Linked DNA regions of Mus musculus: regions 1, 3, 4 and 5 are each linked to region 2. The links are chromatin loops, found by intact Hi-C in ENCODE. Cell type or tissue: gastrocnemius. All regions are shown on one strand. Links, peaks and the distances in the headings refer to the core of each region. The heading gives the core; the rest is flanking DNA. Region 1 overlaps Auh (AU RNA binding protein/enoyl-coenzyme A hydratase). Region 2 holds the start of Nfil3 (nuclear factor, interleukin 3, regulated). Region 3 has its middle 11 kb from the start of Gm33315. Region 4 holds the start of Auh (AU RNA binding protein/enoyl-coenzyme A hydratase). Region 5 overlaps Auh (AU RNA binding protein/enoyl-coenzyme A hydratase).

Region 1 (4,416 bases), core at 113-4,112, 87 kb before region 2:
TGTGGGAACTCGGTAACTTTCAGGAGCTTCGTAGACTTTACAAGAGGCCAAGAAATGAGCCTGTGCTGTTATGTATGAAATAGCCAGCCTCACTTCTACGCCCTGGCTTGCAGAAAACACTCTCTTTCATAAAATTTCTAGGAAGGGGTCATCTTTTTTTTTTTTTTATGACAAACTGACAATGAAATCTGTCCTATTAATATTTGTAAACTGTTCACTAGTGAATACTTTTAAAAATGTTTAGTGTGTGTGTGTATAGGGGGAGGGGGTGTATGGTCACAAGAGTGTAGTTGCCTGCAGAGGCCAGAGGTGTCTAAGCTCCCTGTAGCAGGAGTTATGGGTGATATGGTGCTGGCACTGATCTGAGGCTAAGGCAGACATCTGCACAGCCAGACCGTCACACACAAAACCAGACAAGTGAAATGTGTTGTCAGTTAGTGAGTATAACCCCCAACCACCAATGAAAGAAATGGGTAAGAAACAGGCTGACTGGATTAGCAAGGTACAATGACTGACCAGGAGTCTGGCTTGGGGGCAGGAGCAGAGACATTGACCTCAGACACAGAATCTGGTACAAACAGTAGTAACCTTTTCCAGTGATGATCAAACATTGTGGCATCATCAAAAAGTATTTTTTAAAAATCTGACGTTTAAGTTTTGAGGAATTAATGTTTCCAAAGGGAATACAACAAGTTTAACATTGTAACTTCTGAGAAACATAGAGCACAGTATGGCAACCAAACAGGGCAAGGGGAGAGTAACTGTGCCCACACTGTGCCTGGGACTTCCAAACAGTAACAGAAACCAGCATGGCAGAAAGCTGGCTATAGTGTTTCCTACTGAAAAAATTATTTAATTAGAACAGCTTAATCTAGTCAATATTTTACAATACTATAAATTCTAAAGCCATATGCCCTTGGAAAGGCAGACTATCGGTACAGAGGCCTGAGAGAACAGCCAGAGGGCAGCTGCAAATGCCTACAAAGGTCTTGAGGCAGGAAATGAAATGCCAGGGCCACGGCTACAGCGAGAAACCGTGACTCAGTGTGTTACGCAACAGTGGGATCAGATACTATTTTGAGTTTCATTCCAGGAAGTGAGCCAGGTATGACAAGGAAGATAATAATCCTTTTGAAATGCTCCTAAAAATATAATTAAAGCAATAATTAAAGAGTGGAGCTATTTTGAGAAGAAAAGGCACGGTGGGTGATGGACCTCAGAGCCCATAGCACACCCAGGCCCGGCGAGGCTGGAGTCAGCACTGTACTGGACGTGTTGTGCCTACTCTCTGCTCCTCAGGCAGAGGCTAATTGTAAGCCTCGAGAAAGGCCGACAATCTGATTGTGAGGAGGAGGCTGGTGCTGGTTATGTGACTTTCACCCTAGGTTCTGCTTAGAGGCCTGCATCCTGTGTCAGCCAGATGACTCGGTGGGTAAAGGTGCTTGCAGCCAGCGCTGAGTATCTAAGCTTCACTCTTGGGACCCACGTGGTGGAAGCAGAGAATTAACACCGTGACCCTCACACAAATGAAAAATAAACTGTAATTTTAAACAATTAAAAAAAAATCTAGTACTGTGCTACAAAACAGCAAAGTCATTAATTTAACAGAAAGGTCCATATATGTTATGATGAAAAATCTGAATATAAAAATCAAGAATAGAAATGAAATCGTTATTAACAAAATCACAATAAATCCCTAGTTATCTCTAGGTCCAGTTAGAATTGCACTTTTGACTAAGATGCTTTCTCCCTTTTCTCTAACTTCTGAAGAAACCACAAGAACAGAACACAGTGGTCCCTGAGCAAAGCTGGCAGGCTGGGTAGGCTCTGCTGGAGGCTGGCCCAGGACTGCCACACAGGGTGCTGCTGGATGCCAGCAGGCATGCCACAGAGAAACACCACCACCCTCAAGGGAGAGATGCCAGATCCAAGACTGAAAGTCTCAACCACCTTAGTCAAACCCCTATGACAACTAAATGCTAACACCAGGTTAAAATTCAAATAAAGTGAGGCAGCTTGGAAGGCTCTGGTGCTCCTCATGGAGGGGAATACTGTTAACAGCCACCTCCTGAGGGCCAGTTCTACCTCTACACACCTGCACACAGGACCCAACCCACACACCTGTACACAGGACCCATTCCCATACACCTGTACACAGGACCCATCCCACACAGCTGTACACAGGACCCATCCCACACAGCTGTACACAGGACCCATCCCACACAGCTGTACACAGGACCCATCCCACACAGCTGTACACAGGACCCATCCCACACAGCTGTACACAGGACCCATCCCACACAGCTGTACACAGGACCCATCCCACACAGCTGTACACAGGACCCATCCCACACACCTGTACACAGGACCCATCCCCACACACCTGTACACAGGACCCATCCCACACACCTGTACACAGGACCCATCCCACACACCTGTACACAGGACCCATCCTAGTTTCCAGGCTGTACTGGGACATAAAATAAGAGATTGCATTGATGTTTACCCTCGGAAGATGGAGGGGAAACTACCTGCTGACAAAATAAGCCAGAGGACATTCAGAGAGGGCTAATGCCACTGCAGGGTAGAATGTAAAGACCAGGCAGGCACAGGGGGGGGTGGGGGGGGTGTCCTGGCCACAGTGTGGGACAAGCCAGAAAAGTACTTTGTAATTATTTTCAGAGAGTTAACGCAGACAGCTGGAGAGACGTCTCGGCAGTTACGAGCACATACAGCTCTTGCACGGAGCCTCACACTGGGCAGCTCACAACTGCCTGGAAAGCCAGCTCTAGGGGACCCGGCACCCTCTTCTGGACTCAGAAGGGTATCTACACTGACACACTCACACTCACACTCACACTCACACACACACACACACACACAGCACTGCAGCCAAGCCCCAAGGAAAACCTTAACGAGGCAGCAGGGGCAAAGCGACGAGCCCCATGTGTACACAAGTGCCTTGTGTAAGAGTCAAAGGCAGTATAACAGAGCAATGACCACACAGGGAAAGATGGCAGCTGCCGAGAAACTGCCAGCGCCTACAAAAAACACAGCATCCGGGGTTCCTTATGAAATCAGAAGTATAGAAAGACCAATGAGAATGGAAGGGACTTTCCTTTTTTTTTTTTTTTTTTTTTTTTTTTTGGTGTTGATGAACTCTAGAATGGTACTCTGGAATGGCAGAAGTTGGCAGTTTAAACTCAGGCTTTAAAAGCAGAGTGGCCAGTGGTGGTGGCGCACACCTTTAATCCCAGCACTTGGGAGGCAGAGGCAGGTGGATCTCTGAGTTCGAGGCCAGCCTGGACTACAGAGTGAGTTCCAGGAGAGCCTAGGGCTACACAGAGAAACCCTGTCTCTAAAGAAAGGAAGCAAGCAAGCAAGCAAGCAAGCAGAGTGCTCCTGACCAAGTGTCACGCTGTGCACAGCAGACTCACAGGACAGACAGCAGTGAGAGGAGAGCTTCAGAAAGAAGCTAGCTATATAACTCCTAAAAGCTCGCCCGCCCTTCCCACGACTCTTCCTCGGCACTCAGACACAGGCAGAAGACACAGTGAGCATACAGCACACAGTCTGCAAACTCAGAACTATTCTTGGGCCGGGCGGGTTGACGGATGCCTTTAATCCCAACACTTGGGAGGCAGAGGCAGGCAGATTTCTGAGTTCGAGGCCAGCCTGGTCTACAGAGTGAGTTCCAGGACAGCCAGGGCTACACAGAGAAACCCTGCCTCAAAAAAAAAAAAAAACAAAAAAAACCCAAAAAAACCAAAAGAAAACAAAACTATTCTTCACTGAGTAGCTCTCAGCACAATGTGGTGAAAGCAAAAGCCAAATTATCAGGAGGCAACAAGTTCGCACGGAAACACAGGAGCACTTGGCTTCTGCCTGCATGGCAACATCGCTGTGGCACTAACCGGCCGAGGTTTTGAATAAAGAGGGACAAAAGTCAGACACCTACATGGTGGGGTAGATCTGAACGGCAACAAGAATGGCAGCTACTCTGCTGCACCAGTACAGGAGACGGAGCTCCTGTAGGCTGCACCAGTGAGAGAGACAGCAGCCGTGTTCTTAACACCGTATGGTGATAGGATGAACCTAACGGCTAAGTGTATAAATAATAGCACTTAAAACTCAGTCACGTTCCTCCTTCCTTCTGATGTCATACCAGAGATGCTGACCCTCGTAACAGAGACCAAGATGTAGGACAGTGCTACGCTCTACAGAGGTATCTGTGAGAGGAGTCTTTCCAAGTAACCTCTCTGATCGTTCATCCACAAAATGCAAAGCCACACAATGGGTTTACTTACACTGACTTACTCAGGGTGTCCGCGCATGCGCATGCACGTGAGGAGGGTGTCTATGTGGAGGTCAGAGGACAACCTGCCAGAGTCGATTCTCTTGTTCCACCATGTGGAT
Region 2 (4,416 bases), core at 152-4,151:
CACGATCAAGACTGCCCTCCCTTCTTTCTGTAGCCATTTAGATGTCCTGCTTTTTCACTCCGTGAATGGAGAAGAGATCTTGCCTCTGAAATTCAACGGAGACTCCAGAAACAAAGATATCTGTGGGGGTCGCGGCTAGCGGTGCTCCGGAGTAGAGTCAGCTTCTGGCTCGGTCTGCCTGAGGCTGCACTGTCCCGAGGCCCAAGGCCACCGGAGCCGGCGCCCAGGAGGCACGCCTGCTCTCCGCCTCAGGCCACCGGCTCCGGGCGAGCGCAGCTCACCGAACTCGGCCCTGCAAGCCTCCGCCCCGCTCGCGGCCGCGCCCCCACGCCGCGCCGCTCCCCAGGCCCGCCCCCCGCCGGGTGGGCGGCGCAGCGGGGCCTCGGCGCCGCGAGGACCCCCGCGCCAGAACAAAGGAATGCGGGAGGGGCCGGGGAGCCGCGCGGGCCACCGCGAGGCGCGTCCAGTTGCTGCCCAAGGGGAGCGTCTTGGGTCGAGGTCTCTGCCTGCCACTGCCAGGCGCGTGCCCGGTCTCCCGGACCAGCGAGGGGCGCAAGGACGCATGATGAAAGGTGGCGCTGCAAAGTCCCCCCAGGCCCCCCGCCTCTGAAGGCTTGGGTCTCCCAGCCCAGCACGCAAAGTGGGTCAGGGTCTGCTGCTGGGGGGCCTACTGCAACTGCAGCGTCTTGGAAAACGGCTAAAATAGGGATAATATGTTCCAGGAGTCATCATCTAGAATGTCTCCGCCCCCTAAAATAATATTGTAGTTCAATTATGTAAATGGTACGCTAAGAAAACTATATCTCACAGACACTATTAAATACGTATATTCACACATCATTACACTAAGTAAGAATCCGGGAAGAAATTTAATATCCGGATACTTACCATATTATTCTATCTCCAAGAATAAAACTAGGTTATACAAGGCAAAAATACAATCTACTAACCTATATATACTTCCCATAACTCATATCTGATCTGGGGGAAATTATGATGTGAAATAAATACTTTTGACCTCATTAGCCGTTGTTATTTACAAAAGCCAGAAAAGAAGGTGTCACTTGGCCATTCCCTGTTGCCCTCTGAACGCAGCAGTTCCTCCAAAGTGTCCTTTAAAATGATAAATGGGGCCCCCGCGTTCACCAGCAGTCTCTGGGTGCTGCGAAATGCCTTCCTAAAAATACAGTCTTATCAGAGGTCTTGGAAGGCGTGGAGTTAAAACTACAGCAAATGGCCTTGAGCTCGTATTTGCACACAGCCCTGGAGAAACCAGAAATAGCACTGAGGCCAGGATTGTTAAAATGTGATAGGGCTATATTTAGAAAGACGTACATTTCTTTTAGGGTAAAAGACACACATTTGGCAAGCATGAGCTATGTCAAGGCTTAGTCGGTCGTCACTTTCCGGCTTAAAATATCCTTTAAAAGAACCAACAAAACCCCTGTTGATGGTGACATTCTTCAACGCTGAGATTGCCCTACTTTCTTTGTGGCAAGATTATAAAATCACGTAATTAGCTCCCTTTCTATGCTCAACAGCCAGCAAATTCGGCAGTTACATAACCTCACATTTCCAGGAATCTAGTAATGATTTGTCTTGTGGTGTCTTAAAAAAAAAAAAAAAAAAGCCAATGACGATAAGGTGAGAAAAAAAAAAAAGAAAGAAAGAAAAAGAAAGGCTGATGAAACGCATCGCATTCCAGTTGGGAAAAGTGGGGAGGCAAACGTCACAATGGCTCGTCCGGGTTTTAAAAATAACACCTCGGAACATTTAAGGAGCCCCCCCTCCCCCGCGCGCATTAGTGTCCAAGACTAGGATTTCTTCTTTCTTAATAATGAACTCCATAGAATCGTTTTTTAAAATATGCGTATTTGGGACGATACAGAGGTACCAATAAGGATCTAATAGCCAACGCTGCGCTAAAATGACCAAATCATTGCACACAAATCACACGCGCACATTCTCACATCAGTTCGTCCTCGGTGCCCACGTTTCATCGCTGGCCCATTATGCAATGTAAGAAAGGACACATCCCTCCACCTTCCCGAGGGCTCGTAAAACACGGTGACGACAAACGGGTTGGAAAACGTCGGTGCCGACACAGCGCCTGACACAAACAAACGCCGCGCAGGCATCTCCGATTGCCGTCACCGTTGGTACTCCCAATCCTCCTAAGCAAATCAAGACTCAACCCTCCCCTTAGCTGGCCCGGATTGGGGACTAGCGCGGAGAGACCCCGGAGAGCAGGGCAAGTCGTCTGGCTGCTAAAAGGATCGGCCTCCACTCCGCCTCCACGGCGCGCTCTTCGCCACCGAAACATCAATTTTCCTGAAATCCGGAGACATTATGCAATAGCGGGGAGGAGGAGGGAGCGCGCGGCAGCCCGGGCTACGTGCGGGCGCCAGGGCGCTGCAATCAAAGCAGCTACCTTAAGGTGGCGAGTCCCCCCTCCTGCCAAGGCAGCAAAAGTTTATGTAATGCATGCCCCGCGCACACTCGCCGCCTCCCGCCAGCCCTGCGCCGCGCCCGCACGCATCCCGCGCCCTACGCCCGCCGGCCGCGCGCTCCAAGAGCGGGCACGGAGCAGAGCAGGGCCCCCGGGGCCGCCGGTGGGCGGAGCGCTTACCGTGGTTCTGCTCCCTGGTCCGTGAGGGGGAAAAGAAAGGGCGGCTGTAACCGGGCTGGCGGCGCCGGGGCGCGATTCAAGCTCCGCCGGGCCCTCAGCGGGCGGTGGCGAGGGCGCGGCGCGGGAGACGAGCGGGCGCGCCGGGTCCGCGGGCGCCGTGGCCGCGCCGAGAGATGTGTGTTAGTAGGTCAGTTCCGAGCGCCGCGCTACGTCGCCGCCCGCCAGCCCCGCCGTGACGGGCGGCGGCCGCCCCAATCGCCGCGCCCGCGCCCGCCCCCGGCCCGCCGCCACTGGCCGCGCCGACAGGGGCGGGCTCCCCACCGCCCCGCCCCGCCCCGCCCCGTCCTCTCCGCCGCGGCGCCACTGGCAGTCCGCGTCCTTCTCTGGCCGCGGCCGCAGCTGCTACCCGCTGTCCGTGGGGACCCAGGCCGAGCGCTATGTTGCGCAACGGGACGCACCGCGGAGCAACCCGAGGCACGCCTAAGAGGAGCCCAGGACCCTTTTGCCCATTGCCGGCCGCGCCCTCCGGGTCGCTGCGCTCGCTCCGTGGTGCCAGCACCTTTTTTTGTTTGTTTGTTTCCCGGAGAGCCACAGAGGGCCGGGCTACCTGTTGCCAATAGAACCCCGGGTGAGGGCTATGGGGACACGGGCGTGGCGGGGACCTTGGCCTCCTTGTGCCCACGGTCCCCTCTGAGACCGGGAAAGGGGCGCGGCAGCCGGGCTACTGAAATGTCCCGCTCCTCTCCCGGGCAGCGCCGCAACGGTAACACAAACAGCGCTCCCGACACAATTAGGGCGAAGACGACCCCTACAAAGTTGTTGCGTAACACGGTTGGGAAACCAAGCTAGACCCGGTTGGTCTGTGTCCCCGACCACGTGGAGAGGTGGCGGCTGTCTCCGAGGACCTGAGAGTCCGCGGCCTCGGTGTCCCCGGCTGGGAAACCTACCCGCTTTCGGTGCTCGGGCTAGAGCAAGCCACGGAGGGCATTCCCCAAGCATCTTGAACTGGTAGTTCTCCTCTCCTTTCGGTTCTCAGTGAACACGCCAGCCAGCCCCCACCCCACCCCCCTTTCCCCAATTCCTGGGATGTACAAAAGACATAAGGAAATGGGAGACAGAGCATCTGGTGGCATGTTCTTAAGTCAGTCATCGGGTTGGCTATTGTAAAGGAACGTGGCAAACACTCCCCGCGTTTACAGACACGTAAGATTATAGCCGGCCTTGGCAAAGGGAGCCATATTCCTGACAGTGACGCACGCGCTTGCCCAAATACGGAATGTGGCAGGTGGCAAGGTCCTTGAGCTCGGACTGTGGGACCTGGGCTCGAATGATTCCCTCACTCAACCCCCTCCTTTCTCATTTTTCAAAGAAAGCAAACCCCAAAATAAAGAGTGAGTGTGCGGGACCCCCACCCGGAACATCTCACCAAGTGGATCTCTTTCCATTTACTCAAGACACACAGTAGTAACTCCACAAATAATCTCCGAGGCACATCCAGTGGTGATTTAAATGCCATTCACCGTTGGACTTTTGGACGCCTTCACAGGGCAATAATGATGGAGTCTAGCTGGTAAAATACCCCTTAACCAATAAAGCCCCCATAGCACAGATACGCAATAGAGGATAAATCTCCTTTCACGGGTGCTGATCAGTTCAGGGAACACCCCCTCCCCCCTTTACACTTTGTTTGTTTGGATTTTTTTTTGTTTTTTGTTTTGTTTTTTTCCGAAGAACTAACTACCTTGATGTAAACGAATCTTGATTTGGTTAATCGGTTCCACTTTTCT
Region 3 (4,416 bases), core at 331-4,330, 160 kb before region 2:
TCAGGAAGACCAAAAAATAAAATAAAATAAAATAAAATAAAATAAAATAAAATAAAATACAACATAGGGAAACCAGGTACAGCCAGTCCTTTCTAACAGCAAGGTCTTAAGAGAAAAAGCTTGGGATCCCTAGCCCCTCCCACATACAGTGTTCCTAGTAACCCACCACCTCCTACCTGACCTCACCTCTTAAAGAGAGCCCCAGCTCTTAATGCCCACACCCTGGGGACAAAGCTTTCTGTGTATGAACTCTTAGGAGTCATTCAAACCACCGAAAGCAGCAGATCTAACCCAGAGCCATCCATCCACAGGCATCCCAGAATAGCCGTGAAGGCAGCCCACTGATGCACTGCAGATGGCAAGGTCCTGTCACAATATTACAAACCGTAACTGTGTGTGCTACTTTTTTTCCTCTCTTCACGACCACACTGTTTCTTAAGAGACACATTCCTGAAGTAGGTAACCTACTTCATCTCCTGTCCCAGGCACAGGTTGGTGAGCTGGTTGGCCCCATGGGAACTGAGTGGTCCATGGGTAAACCCACTTCAGCCTTTTCAGGGTCAAAGGTCATCCCAGCATCCTTGGTCTGACCACTGCATCTTTTCGGGTATTATATCCTTATTCCTTAATATTTTTTCCCCTAAAGAAAGCACACGTGGGGTCTAGCTCTGTTGATGTGTCCTTTTATAGACCGCTCTAAAATATCTAAGAGCCTTAGCTTTTGTGATGTGCTTTAGGTCTGAAGTCACAAGTATGGACAGGGGGTAGGTGCTGACATCCTTAGGGTCTGGAAGAGCCCAGAGCACACTGTAGGATTTTAGGAACTTGGAAGCTTTTCCTGGTAGTTCCCGAGCTCCGTACTGGAAAAGGCGTGAGTCTGGAAGCAGCCTATGGGTTCCGTCTCCACTCAGCCTTGGGAAAGCGCTCGTGGTAAAGACTACCCACCTCCCTCATCAACACAGTTCACAAACAGCTTCGGGTCAAGTGATCCAGCAGCTAACAGGAGACCTCCAGAATGCTAGACCGTTTCCCATGGAAGTGAAGAGCAAAAGCCACCATGGATCCCACCGAGGCTTGACAGTCACTGAGGGCACCTGCCAGATGCAGCCCCCACTGCCACAGGGGTTCTGGGTGACTCTGTCAGTGCAACTGGTCGCTGATGACAGATGTCCAGGTTGAGGGACTCCCCTGAGACACGGGCCCTTTGGAGACCCATCCAGTCATGGATCTCTCTGCTTCCTTTGTGTCCTCAGAGATGTCATTCTGCCCAGGCCAGGAGTGTGTGCACCTATGCGTGCAGCACACATGGCCACTTCCTTTAATTTGATAGAACATGGGGGTGGGGCAGGGGTTAGAACAGGGGAAAAAAATCAAAGTCACATGAAAACAGAATCTGATGTCCTATAGGAGAGCATTCTGCTTTGAGAACGTCACTGGCCGGGGCTTCTCTATGCACATAGAGTCCAGTGCATTCCCTGGGTTCAGGTGCATGCTACAGGACTCAGCTTAGGCACCTACAAGCCACTCAACTCCCTTCCAGTTTAAGAAAGCCTGGGCCACCCTCTTTCACTTGAAGGCACAGAGCTAACTAAGAGGCAGGGGAGCTTGGGATGGTCACAGTTTAGCCTTCAAAGGGGACCAAATCTGGGCACTAGGTGTGCCTAGTCCCCACTCGGGAGAGCCACTCCTGAGTCCCATATTCGAGAGGCCCGTCTCCAAGAAGAGGAGGTCACGGCTCAGCTTTTCCTTCTTACAGCCCCTTCAGCATGCTGAGATCATGTCACAGAGAACCCTGTTCACACACTAGGCCGAGGACCCCTGCCCTCCGTTCCTGTCACACATCATCCTGACTGCTGCAAAATCTGCAACAAGTTGAGATGTCTCTCGGTGTTGCTGGAGAACGGGCTTTACCATGTCTGTAGGTATAGAAATCATTGCGTGCGAGCTCCTTGCATGTGCAGCCTGTGCGGAGCCTCCTGGAGGCCGTAACTCATATTCGGATGGCCTGTAGTACTTCAGAGGGTATGAATGCTGAGCAAACAGATGCTCTATTCTATCTAAGGAAGACGTGATGGGCCAAGTCTACAGTGTTGCTATAGGTAGAACCATTTTCAACCCAAGACTGATTGGTTCCTGGAATCTGAAGAGCGGGATGGTACCACCTTTCGGAGAAAGCTGAGCACTTTGGCATCCCCTCCAAATCCAGCATGTTGCCCCATGGCAACTCAATGTATTGAACTCACTCGCCTAGGGCCCCACCCACTCGGCTGAGGTCGCCTCTCGCTTCGGTGTGCCCAGCATCTCCAAATCTAGCTTCTTGCTCAACATGATGCTCTGTGAAGATGCTCCAGGCTCTGTCAACCTCTCCTTGCCCAAGGACCCTAAGGTTGGGCTGTCCTGGGCTAGCAGAGTTCAGGTTCCAGAACTCACAGAACACCTGAGTAAAGGAGGCTGGATGCTTGCCCACACTCCCATGGTCCAGATGCTCAGCCAGCTCACTCGCAGTGGCGAGCAGTTGCTCCTTGGTATTTGGCAAGGCTGGGCTTCACAACTGAGTATCTCCAGAACAGATGGTAATTTGTTGACACCCAACGACGTAAGGGGACTCAATTACAGTCCCACTAAAAAAAGCTTTCTCTAAAATAAGAAAGTACACAGATTCCTCAACTTGTGGAAATCGCTGACAGCTTTGTTCCCTGCCCCCTCCCCCGCCCCTTCCAGGAGTAAAAAAGAAGCTGACAGCTTATTCTTGCAGGCTCTGCTCATTCAAGTCTATTTTAAGATAATTTTCCTAAGTCAGTACACCAGAATAGCATTCGATGTGAAAAATCACCATCTGTTTGGAACACAGGGCAGGGTCTCAAAGGGTCTGCGCTAGCAACCCTTGACCTTCGCAAGGTTTCAGTCCCTTGGGATAAGAACAATTTTGTGTTTGGGGGGCTCCAAAGTTAGTGCTGAAGGAATTACATTAAAACATGGCATTGAAAATTGCCATTAACTATCAATGTATGCTATTTATAAACTGAAACACACACACACAGACACACACACAGACAAGCAAGCAAGAAAATGCCCTTGGCCTTTTAAAAAGCTGTCCAAACAATCCCTTGTATTTAAATAGTTTTCTTGTAAAAAGGCCATCCAACCTTATCTGGGTTGTTCAGATAAAAATTAACCTATGGAAAGGAAAGCCTACTCAGAAAGCTATAAAAAGGCTCTTGCTCCACTCTATTTTTCCGGTGACCGGGGCCCCTCCCTCCCTCTCTGGCCCCTGTGGTGACTCATGCTCTTCTCTGGAAAGGCAGCAGGGCCTGAAACACAGCAGGAGGGCAGCAATCTGACATATGGGTAACATTAGAAGAATCAGACTGTCCCCCTGAGAGGTGGGGCTCTTCAGGCTGGGGGCAGGTAGCATGCGGGTGAGAGGGCATGGTAGGGGGTGGGACATCTCAGTGCCTGGCAGGCCTGCCCATCTGGCCACAGGTCTAGGTCATTTTTAGCTTCCACTAAACTTACCTCTGTCCACCTCTTGAAAAACCTGCATCTATGATGCCGTGTTTCTCCTCCAGGTTAGAAAGCTAACACACACAAGACTGTATATATACTAAATTGCTGCTGCTGCTGGGCATTTAAGACTTTACAGCCCAGATAATAAACCCATCCCTGCGAGTGGCTCCTTAGGCAACAAGGACATGACACTGGTGTCTCGAAACCCTGGAGTTTGCCACCACCAGGCAATCACTGGCCTCCCGTGCCATCTCCAGAACCCCTCCTGTTAGTCATGTGATTACAAGATCCCTTGAGCAAGGAACCACCATGCTGGAGCCTCTAGTTGTTGTGTTGGCCCTGTTTTCCAAAACAGTTGTGAAGGGAAATTATGCACACTCTCAGTACACAATTCACACCTGTGTGGGCACACACGTGCCATACATTCCACACGCTCCAAACACACATATGCAAACATGTACACATCACATACACACACCACTCAAAACACACAACACATCACTTACACACACACACACCACTCACACGCACACATACATGAGCATGCACACACCCATCATTATCACATGTACACATTATATACACATAACACACACACATGCACACATCCATGAGCATGCACACACCCATCATATAACACACACATGCATGCACGCACCACACATGCATGCACCCTTCTTGGGGAAGCCAGGACAAGAGTCATTCTCAGGTGAAAGCCCAAGGGCTTTGGGGTCCTCTGTGGAGCTTGTCTTTGCCAAAAGCACATGACTTCTCGAGTGGGCTTTCGTTCCTGGAAGCAGCTTGATATTTGTCACTGGTCTTTCAGAGCAGCCAGTTCATAGGTCACTGTGGGTGCACATAGTCAGCCTCAGCTAAGGATATTTGCTGTCCTCACTCTCCAGCCAAACA
Region 4 (4,416 bases), core at 214-4,213, 51 kb before region 2:
GAAACTACACCTATCCGTCCTCAAACATCTGTAAAAGACCACAACTCCTGCTTCATAAGGCCTGATTCCACTCTTCAGATCTCCCTCAATGTTGTCTGTCTCTGGAGCCAAGGCTTGAACTCTCCTGAGTCCCTGCCATGCTGTTTGCTGTCTGTCTGTCTGTCTGTCTGTCTGTCCATGGCAAGCCACTAGTAACTAAACCAGTGACAATCTGATTCAGTGTCCCTGTACCACCCACCTTTCAGAGACTCCATCTGCAGTACCCTGGCTCCCGCATCTTCCTCTGCACTACTTATAAGTTGGCTCAGACATAAAAAGAAAGCAAAGCCTGCACCGTCACTTCTGCCAATCCTCAAAAGGATGCTGGGTCAGTCGTTAGGCCAGGATGTCCTAATTACTGATATCTGCCTTCAAGATAAACATTACAGTTTATCGAAATATTAAATAATCTTCCAAGGGCTGTATCTTCCCCTGCAGTCCAATCGCATCCCAACTTAAAGACTTCCAGGAAGTTCTGTGTGAATGTGCGTACAAACACACACGAACACCCACTAAAGCATATACATACAGCTAACAACGCTCCCAACCCCTTCATAAGTAACACACCCCCGGAGCATATAACATAACTGAAACGCCAGCAAAACTAAGCTTACCCAAAAAGACTGGCATCCAAGGCTTTAATGATTCCAGGCCTCTAAGGCCCCAGCTTAGCTTCCTACAACTCTGTCACACCATACTTGTCTTCTGTCATTTCCCAAATAAATATCTCCATCATTTTGACCATTCCGCTGTCTCAGAAGGCTTGAACGTGCAAGAAACAAAATGACTCCGCATACTTCTGAGCGCCCTGCAGAGGCTGCTCAACCCTCAATACACAGTATCCTTCCCATCTCCACAACCACCTCATGGAGTGCCTATCATTCTGCTTGATATATTCGATGGGTGGAGCACAGGGAACTTTGCGTCAGAACTGTCAGTCTCGTGTTGCCTACAGAATGCCTTGGAGTAGACACTGTGGTTCAGCCCTGTGATCCCAGCACTCTTAAATCTGGGGATCTTAACTTCCAGGGCAGCCTAGGTTATAACAGTGAGAGATAAACCCTGCAGGCATTTCGGGGTTCTCAACAAGCCTTGAAGCAAGCGTCATCTGACCTTCAATACACAGGAGAGCTTCTAAAAAGACAGCCATACTGACTTATTTTCCACTTCTTAACAGATTCCAGCATCCAATAAATGGATGTCAAAATGCATTCAGTGGTCCTCTCTTCCTTCTTGGGCAATACGTTCTTCCACCTTCTCAATCACTATAGTTAAGCCGACACTGCAACTAAAGGAAACTCAATATTCCTCTGCATCTTACCTTTTCATAGCTTTCCACCCTTTGCCATGCACTAATATATCTGTCTCCTCCCACTGTAATCAGCCCAAGGGCAAGATGAATAGCCTCATTATTTACCCCCCACGGAGCTCAGCAAGGCAAAAAATTTAAAAAGCGTTCAAAATTCTTTAAGTGAAGTGCAACAGCCCCCCAAAACTAACTCTCCGAGATAATATGTGCAAAAGAATGCTTCTAATTTAAGCTTCTCTCGAGTAATAAAAAGGCATCCCCGCTGCAGCTCCTACAACTCTCGCACTGACGCCTGGGGTAGCAGGGAGCTATTACACAGCAAGAAGCAACCCTGGCCCTGTACTACACGCTCCGCATTGACCTTGGCTGGAGAGACCCCAGGCGCGAGCATCATCACTGAGCAGGCTGAACCCGGAAGGCCACCGTACCCTCGGGGACGCAGTGACAGCCGGGGCAGACCTCCGCGGCCTCGCCCGCGCTTGCCTGCAGCTCACCTCGGTTCTCCTCCTCCAGGTGCCGCACGCGCAACTCATCCTCCGTCTTCACCTCCGAGCTGTAGCCCCTCCTCGGGGCGGTACCCCTAGCCCAGGCCGCGGGGCCGAGCCGCGCGCAGCACGCGGCCACCAGGCGGACGCCAACCGTTCTCAAGGCGCCCAGAGCGCCTGGAGCCGCCGCCGCCATGTTGTATGTTTACAGCGGGCGCCCGCGGCCAGGCTCCGCCCCCCGCTTGGAGCCGCGCACGCACACGACAGGCGTCGGTCGCTTTGGCCCCGCCCCTCGTTGTCTGGCCCCTCCCAGGCACTCTTTACCTCGGCCGCCCGGGTAGCATTAATGTTTTGCCAGCTCAGAGAAGGAGAGGCATCTTTAAAGTGTGGAAACGCTTAAATGAAGAGGACAAGAGGGTCTTGCCTCCATGCACTTGGTCCATAGTAGGCTTGTGACTGACCATCCCGGAAGGAAGGAAGATACTCGAAAGACAGACCCTTGTTCCCCTCCTCTGTGTATCATCAGATTGTTAAAATCCACAAGGTCTTTAACAGTGGGGACTCCCACCTGGCGGTGGTGGCACACACCTTTAGTCCCAGCACTTGGGAGGCAGAGGCCAGCCTGGTCTGACAGAGACAGAGAAACCCTGTCTCAAAAAGAAAAAAAAAAAAAAAAAAACAGTGGGGACTCCCTCCTCTCTTCCCTGAATCCCAGGTGAAGATGGGGAAGTTTAGGACCAGTCAGAGGAGGAACTTATCTTTAGACAGAAGCCTCACACAAGTTGAAGTAGAGAACCAAAATCATGCATAGCCAGGCCCAAGTTAATGTGTGGTCCCTTTCATCTTTGACCCAGCACTATCTGTGAGAAATTTAAGCTTTTCCTTCTCCACTGGGGGGGGGGGCGGGGGGGGGGTTGGGAGTGGAGGTTTTCCAGTTCCCTGAGGAGCGAGCCTTCCTAGTCTGAATCTAAAGGAAGAGATAGAATGTCTCCTTAGAGTATTCCCTGTCCTTCCAGACAAGCAAATTACACTCTGGCCATATAAATTCCGGTATAAGGACTAGAGAGATGGCTCAGTGGTAAAGAGCACTTGCTGCTCTTCCGGAGGACCCCCAAGTTCAATTCCCCACACCTGCATGGCAGCACAAAGTTGTCTGTAAATCAAGTTCCAGAGGATCTGGCACCCTCACGCAAACAAGCAGGCAGACCACTAAAGCCCAGAAAAAGAAATCACTATTTTAAAAAGAAAGAAAAAGAGATTCTGTATAATTACCTTCAACGTCCGAAGCACATGTCCCTTCGGTGTTCTGCCTGCTGGCTTTGGTCCAAACGGAAGAGAGCCAGTGGAATCCTGAGTGTCTGCTCGCTGGGGAGGTTGTTGCTCTTGAAAGTTACATTGTGTCTTTTTTTCTAATCGCAATGTTCCTTTCGCTAAGCGTTGAGATTGTTACTGTTACTGTTTCTCCAACTTAGTTTTGAAATTTCTAGGCAGAAAGGAGGTGTCGGGGTAAAAGGGAGGCCAACTAGTGGGAGAGATAGGGGTGGGGGGAGAAGGGAGGAGAAAGGAGCAAGAGGAAGAGGGAGTAGGGAGAGAGAGCACTTGATTAAGGATGAAAGCCAGCCAGCATGGTGGCTTCTAATTGGTGGGTTTAGAGCAAGCCCCTGGAGTCCGGCTATGGTGAGAGGGTCATCCCTGCATCCCTGCCTCCCTGCTTCCCTGCCTCCCTGCCTCCCTGCATCCCTGCCTCCCTGCATCCCTGCCTCCCTGCATCCCTGCATCCCTGCCTCTCTGCATCCCTGCCTCCCTGCCTCCCTGGCAGTCAACATAGGGTGTGACAATCAGTGAGGACAGTGCTTCAGGCTCTCCCAGTGAAGGCAAGACAGACATCCAAATTGAGCAAATTAAGAACCAGGGAGGCAGAGAACTGAAAACCAACTGCATCAGGGTGACTGGGGCCCACCTCAGCGGTAAGAGAGGTGAGTTCATGTCCAAGACAGATGCAGAGACAACATCAAATTATAAGACTTCATTGCACTGGGAAGGCTTTGGGTTTTCCCCAGTTTGTTTATTTGGCCAATTGGCTTTTTATATGAGGCCACCCAACACTGCCCAGGTTAGCCACCAACTAGAGATCCGAGGCCTCCCATATTTCTGACCAACCAACTCTGCACCAGCTCCCACCACCCTTTCCTCGGGGTCATTCTTTTCTCAGAGTACCTCACAGAAGTGATGTAAGCCTTTTATGTCCACGGCGGGCTCATTACAAAGAAAATCTCAAAGGGCACAAATGAACAGCCAGGCGAAGTGGCACACCACTTCAGGGTGTGGAGGTCCTCGGGCCTTCACACACATTGTGCACACTTAGACATTCACATACACATGCATGTGTGCACACTTGGACAGTCACACACACATATGCATGTGTGCACACTTAGACATTCATACATGCACACACAAATGAAAAAAATCTATTGTGAATTTGCATCCTTTCAAAGGCTGGCAGCAGCATCTCCTGCTCAGCCCAGGATCATGACAACCCAAGGGACACTGGGCAGAGTCCCACTTCGCTAAGCTGGCATATTT
Region 5 (4,416 bases), core at 189-4,188, 100 kb before region 2:
ATATACAAACACTCCACAATCGGAAAACTGGATCTGAAACACTTCCAACTCCCACCATTTTGGATAAGAGATAATCATCTGATATGCTTCATCTTTCATTTATTTTCTGAAACTCTTTTACATTTCAGTGTGTTTTAACTGTGTTCAAAATGTAAAAGACCCAGACCTAAGGTATCAAGTGGCAGGAGCCTTAGCAGCTGAAGGCCCACAGTGGTCAATCCTAAGTCCTGCCTGCTCTCTCCTATGACAAGGTTAGACAAACATGGCCTCCTCCTCCAAGAGACCAGAGTAGTTCCCACTTATCCCAGCCCTGGGGATGGAGGGTGTGGCTTTCTGGGCTCAGGACTTCTCTTTAGAGCAGGTTGTTAGTGGGGAAAACAACGAGTCCCATAGTTTTAGCCCCAGCCCAGACCATGCCCCTCTTCTCCGCATTTATTTAAGAGATCATCTAGATATTCAGTAACCGTTTTTAACCAAATATCCAAATAATATCCAAGACAGGACTCTTGACTGCAGTTCCACGTCTCAGGAGAAGGCAGTTGCTCTTTCCAAAACCCCACGTATCTCTCCTGATTATGTTCCCAGCCAACCTGCTAGGAGATTTTTCTAGACTCGTCTTTAAACACACCCCGGATCTGAATGCAGCCCTGTCCAGGCCATGCCACAGCCAACCATGCCACAGGCGCTGGCTTCCTGCTTCTAGACTCGGCTAACTGCTGTGTGTCTTCAGTGCACTGATGAGAAACCTATTAAACTGCTGACCTGCCTTCCCCGGGGTCTCCTTCTCACTGGGATAAAGACCGAAGTCACTGTGCTGTGAGCAATCCCTGCACAATGTATCCTCCCTCTAGTGCATCCTGCTGTGGCTGCAAGCACTCTCCCACCTCCACCCTTGGGCCTGGGTGCTGTCTGCGGCTACACAGTCTTCCCTGGTCTTTTAAGCCTTAAGCCTATGGGACCTTGTTTAGTGAGGGACTCTGGCCTCCTGGTTGCAAAGCCCCATCCCCCTCAGACCCTGTCCCTTATTTTTTCTACAGTATTTTCTACTTTGAGGGACAGGCCCCTGCTCTGCTCCTGGGCTGCGAAAGAAGTTCTGTGGCGACTCTGTAGCTTGTTCCTTCACAGCTATAGCCACCTCCTACAAGATCACAGGCAGGACCTGAGAGCTATGTTAGTGAGTTGAATAAATATGCCCCTGACTCAGAACAGGAGTAGGATGAGGCGGAGGGAGACCAGAGAGCAGCAGGCCTTGCCAACTGGAACCGACTGACTTTCCTCAGGAAGCCTCGTGCGTGCGGCCTACACTGTTTGTGCTACACTCAGAACTGACTGCCAGTCCTAGATTCCTTTGTCTCTGGTTGGTTGCAAGTTTGGTAGTTAGACGTGTGGGCGCATGTGGACTCTCTCCTACCTGATCTCAGAAGGGGCACTCCAAGGCAAGAAGAGAGTCCTACAGAGGTGCTTCCTCCACAGCAGCCCTGAGCGCAGCAAGGAGGTCAGGGGACAGCTCCCCCCAACACACACACACACACACACACACACACACACACACACACACACACACTCCCAGCCCCAGGACAGACTGAACTGAGGAAGTGACCCTGGAGGGCATTTCAGGATTCGTACAGAAAGCTCTCTGCTAGAATACTCAGAGAAGCACCTCCATGCATCCATCCCACTAGCACAGACCTGCAAGGCTGTCTGCCCACTCTGCGTTGCTAAGCCTCTCAGGTCTCACTCTGCTGCGACAGGGCTCTCCTTCCTGGATGACCTTACCCGCTGGCTTGGGCACAGGCGGACCTCTTGCTATTTCTGAGAACCCAGCTCACCCTCCCAGGGTAGCGGTGACTCAGGGCTGAGGCTCGGATTCTGATGTAAATTCTAAGAGAGCTGCAACAAAGGATATAAACGGAGCTTCCCAACTCTGGGCTGTGTTAGCGACAAAACACACTGACAGGATTTAAATGTCAGTCATTACCTCAGAGACATGCCTTAGCACGGAGCTCCTGGAGAATGTGCCAAGTACACGTACCCAGAGGCCACAGCGCTCATCCTGAACAGTGGAAAGAACAGAACTGGGGGGGAGCAGGCGGTGGGGGGGGGGGGTGGCTCCTTTTCTCACTCTGAGTTCTACCATATAGCCTCACCTGTCAGTCTGCAAAGAGGATGCCAAGTTAGTTGCCACTTTAACCAGATTAACAACCCAAGCTAGCCAAACACTGTCACAGGATGGATGGAGCATTAAATGCGACACATCTCCTTTCAGGGCCTGCAGCCAGACTTTTCAACCCCAGCTGAAGCATGCAGGAATGCTAACTGAAGCCAGTGTGTGAACAGCCCGCTGTGGCAGCTCACCCTGCGGCCCCAGCACTGGGAAGGCAGGGAGTCTGAGGCTAGCACAGGCTACACAGTAAGCTCTGGGCCAGCGAAATACTAGAGACCTTTTGTAGGTCTCTGGCACTGGTGATAAGGCTATTAATAAGACATGGAGCCTTTAAAAGCTGGCAAGGGAGCAGGCCTCAGTGGCGTCATGGGGAGGAGGGGAGAGAACAAAGGGGGGGGCTGAAGTGATGGAAATGTTAAGGAGGCTTTATTCAATCACACCACATGTATACAGACGTCAAAGCACCCACATGATAACTTAGTCACACATGTATGCAGACGTCAAAGCACCCACATTACAGGACATAAATATGTGCAGATTTGAGGTAAAGTGGCAATTTCACCACAGACAAGGCAAGTTTTGCATCAACTTCACAGAAGCGCCAGGCAGTGAGGGCACACACATTATTCACAGCACTCAGGACACAGAGGCAGGCGGATCTCTGAGTTGGAGGCCAGTCTGGTCTACAGGGCAAGTTTCAGGACAGCCAGGTCTACACAGAGAAACCCTGTCTCAAGAAAAAAAAAAGCAAGCAAACAAAACAAACAAACAAAAACAAGATAAAGTCATTTGGGAAGAGAGAACCTCAATGGAGAAAATGCCCACAGCAGATTAGCCTGTGGACAGTTTCTTGACTGACTCATTTTCTTCATTGCCATGAGAGGACCCAGTCCAGGGTGAATGGGGCAGGTGGTCCTTAGAGCTACAGGGAAGCAAGCCATGCAAGCCATGAGAGCAAGCCAGGTAAGCAGCATCCTTCTGAGGTCTGTGCTCCAGTTCCTGCCTCCTGGCTTCCCTACAACAGACTTAAAAACTTCAAGGTGGGACCCCTTCCTCCCAGGTTGCTTTTGGACACAGTTTTTATCACAGCAATACAAACCCTGACTAAGACCCTGTTAAAGGACAAAAAAAAAAAAAAATGTACCGTCGTCAATAATCAGACATCCAGATGCCTTAGGAATTCGCCCGGCATCTCCGTGCAGATGTTCTAACCAAAGCTGCCCAATCTCAACTTCCTCAAGGGTAAACATGATGCACACTCAACTAGAGATCCTATACGGTGACTGTCGGGCACTGCCAAGGTCATCAAGAAAGGAAAGACCCTGCTCCTCCAAACACAACTGTGCAAGTGAGAATTCTGGACCAGATCCTGGACCAGAAAGGGCATTTGTTAGGAAGATGGCAGCACAAGAACATCTGGGAGTGTTGTTCATGCTGTAGGAAAGTGTCAGTAGTCAGCCGTGCAGGTATCCTGTCACCTGCAGGCTGGAAGGAAGGAGAGAGAGCCTGATCTCTCAGGGGAACAGAGACAGGCAGCTCACCCCCTTTCCAACGTCAGGAAGGGCTCGGGTGGGTACCTGACAGTGTACCTGGACTGCATCAGAGTCAACCAGACAGTAGTCAGGTAGAGGGTCAACTTATATTAGCATACATCCACATTCCTTTGTACCGTCCATTGAACTATGTACTTACAATGGTAATTTTAACACTAAACGATATTCTAATAAACTACACTTGAGAACTCTAAAATAAATTACATGATAGGAGTGGGTCATTAGGAATATTGTGGTCTCTCAAAAACATTTTACAGTTGAGCTTTTTATTCATTTATCAAATGTGTCAGAAGTAATCGCACTGCTATTCAGGTTCAGCCTCAAACTCAAAGAGAACCAAATGGTAGTGTGACAGGCCATGTCCCAAATGCTGCTGAGGTCACACTGAAGGACAAGCCTGAAGAAACCGCAGCGAGGGCGGAAACTAAGTCTCTTGGCTCCACCCAAGGTACCGAAATCCACACGGGGAAGCTCTGTGTCACCTGGACAAACCTCCAAGTGCTGGTTAATACGGAAGCGTGGGTCTGCGGGAACGGAGGGGGGATGGCGTCTCCCCACTACGAGACACAGCCTCCAAAGCGTTGACAAGGGAAATGGGGCATTGACCCCTCCCACAGACCCCCCGCCCCCCACAGATGGACTGTCCCTTCACTCTCTTTTAGCTCTTGTCTGGAAAATGAGAAAAGCAGACAAGGTTGA

What was found. A loop is a pair of places that touch in the nucleus more often than their neighbours do. Peaks named below come from ENCODE experiments on the same cell type or tissue, not always from the same donor. Only the 100,000 strongest peaks of a DNase experiment are listed, where the experiment ranks them.
Region 1: a loop joins it to region 2, with 4 times the contacts of the local background. A loop is called at or near these places in 5 of 42 quality-filtered maps.
Region 3: it touches region 2 in a loop (2.9-fold over the local background); 14 of 42 quality-filtered maps call a loop at or near these places.
Region 4: a loop joins it to region 2, with 5 times the contacts of the local background. A loop is called at or near these places in 18 of 42 quality-filtered maps.
Region 5: it touches region 2 in a loop (5-fold over the local background); 10 of 42 quality-filtered maps call a loop at or near these places.

What each region holds. Positions count from the first base shown.
Region 1 is chr13:52,891,129-52,895,544 of GRCm38, forward strand. All of the region lies in intron 4 of Auh (AU RNA binding protein/enoyl-coenzyme A hydratase), which reads right to left. Among named protein-coding and RNA genes, the nearest start is that of Auh, 36 kb to the right of the region's middle. In gastrocnemius, for the core only: no CTCF peak of the experiment used is centred there; a DNase peak (open chromatin) is centred at 1,849; H3K4me3 peaks cover 695 bases; H3K27ac peaks cover 2,089 bases.
Region 2 is chr13:52,978,232-52,982,647 of GRCm38, forward strand. Nfil3 (nuclear factor, interleukin 3, regulated) reads right to left here and starts at 2,808. Exons shown (of 2, transcript NM_017373.3): 1 at 2,630-2,808. In gastrocnemius, for the core only: a CTCF peak has its summit at 2,408; DNase peaks (open chromatin) are centred at 255, 500, 1,787, 2,184 and 4 more places; H3K4me3 peaks cover 4,000 bases; H3K27ac peaks cover 3,872 bases.
Region 3 is chr13:52,815,674-52,820,089 of GRCm38, forward strand. No RefSeq gene overlaps it. Among named protein-coding and RNA genes, the nearest start is that of Gm33315, 11 kb to the right of the region's middle. In gastrocnemius, for the core only: no CTCF peak of the experiment used is centred there; DNase peaks (open chromatin) are centred at 2,472 and 3,336; H3K4me3 peaks cover 555 bases; H3K27ac peaks cover 2,820 bases.
Region 4 is chr13:52,927,613-52,932,028 of GRCm38, forward strand. Auh (AU RNA binding protein/enoyl-coenzyme A hydratase) reads right to left here and starts at 2,065. Exons shown (of 10, transcript NM_016709.2): 1 at 1,843-2,065. The coding sequence starts at 2,029. In gastrocnemius, for the core only: a CTCF peak has its summit at 1,910; DNase peaks (open chromatin) are centred at 1,825, 2,063 and 3,144; H3K4me3 peaks cover 2,364 bases; H3K27ac peaks cover 2,534 bases.
Region 5 is chr13:52,878,211-52,882,626 of GRCm38, forward strand. All of the region lies in intron 6 of Auh (AU RNA binding protein/enoyl-coenzyme A hydratase), which reads right to left. Among named protein-coding and RNA genes, the nearest start is that of Auh, 49 kb to the right of the region's middle. In gastrocnemius, for the core only: no CTCF peak of the experiment used is centred there; a DNase peak (open chromatin) is centred at 2,335; H3K4me3 peaks cover 1,922 bases; H3K27ac peaks cover 4,000 bases.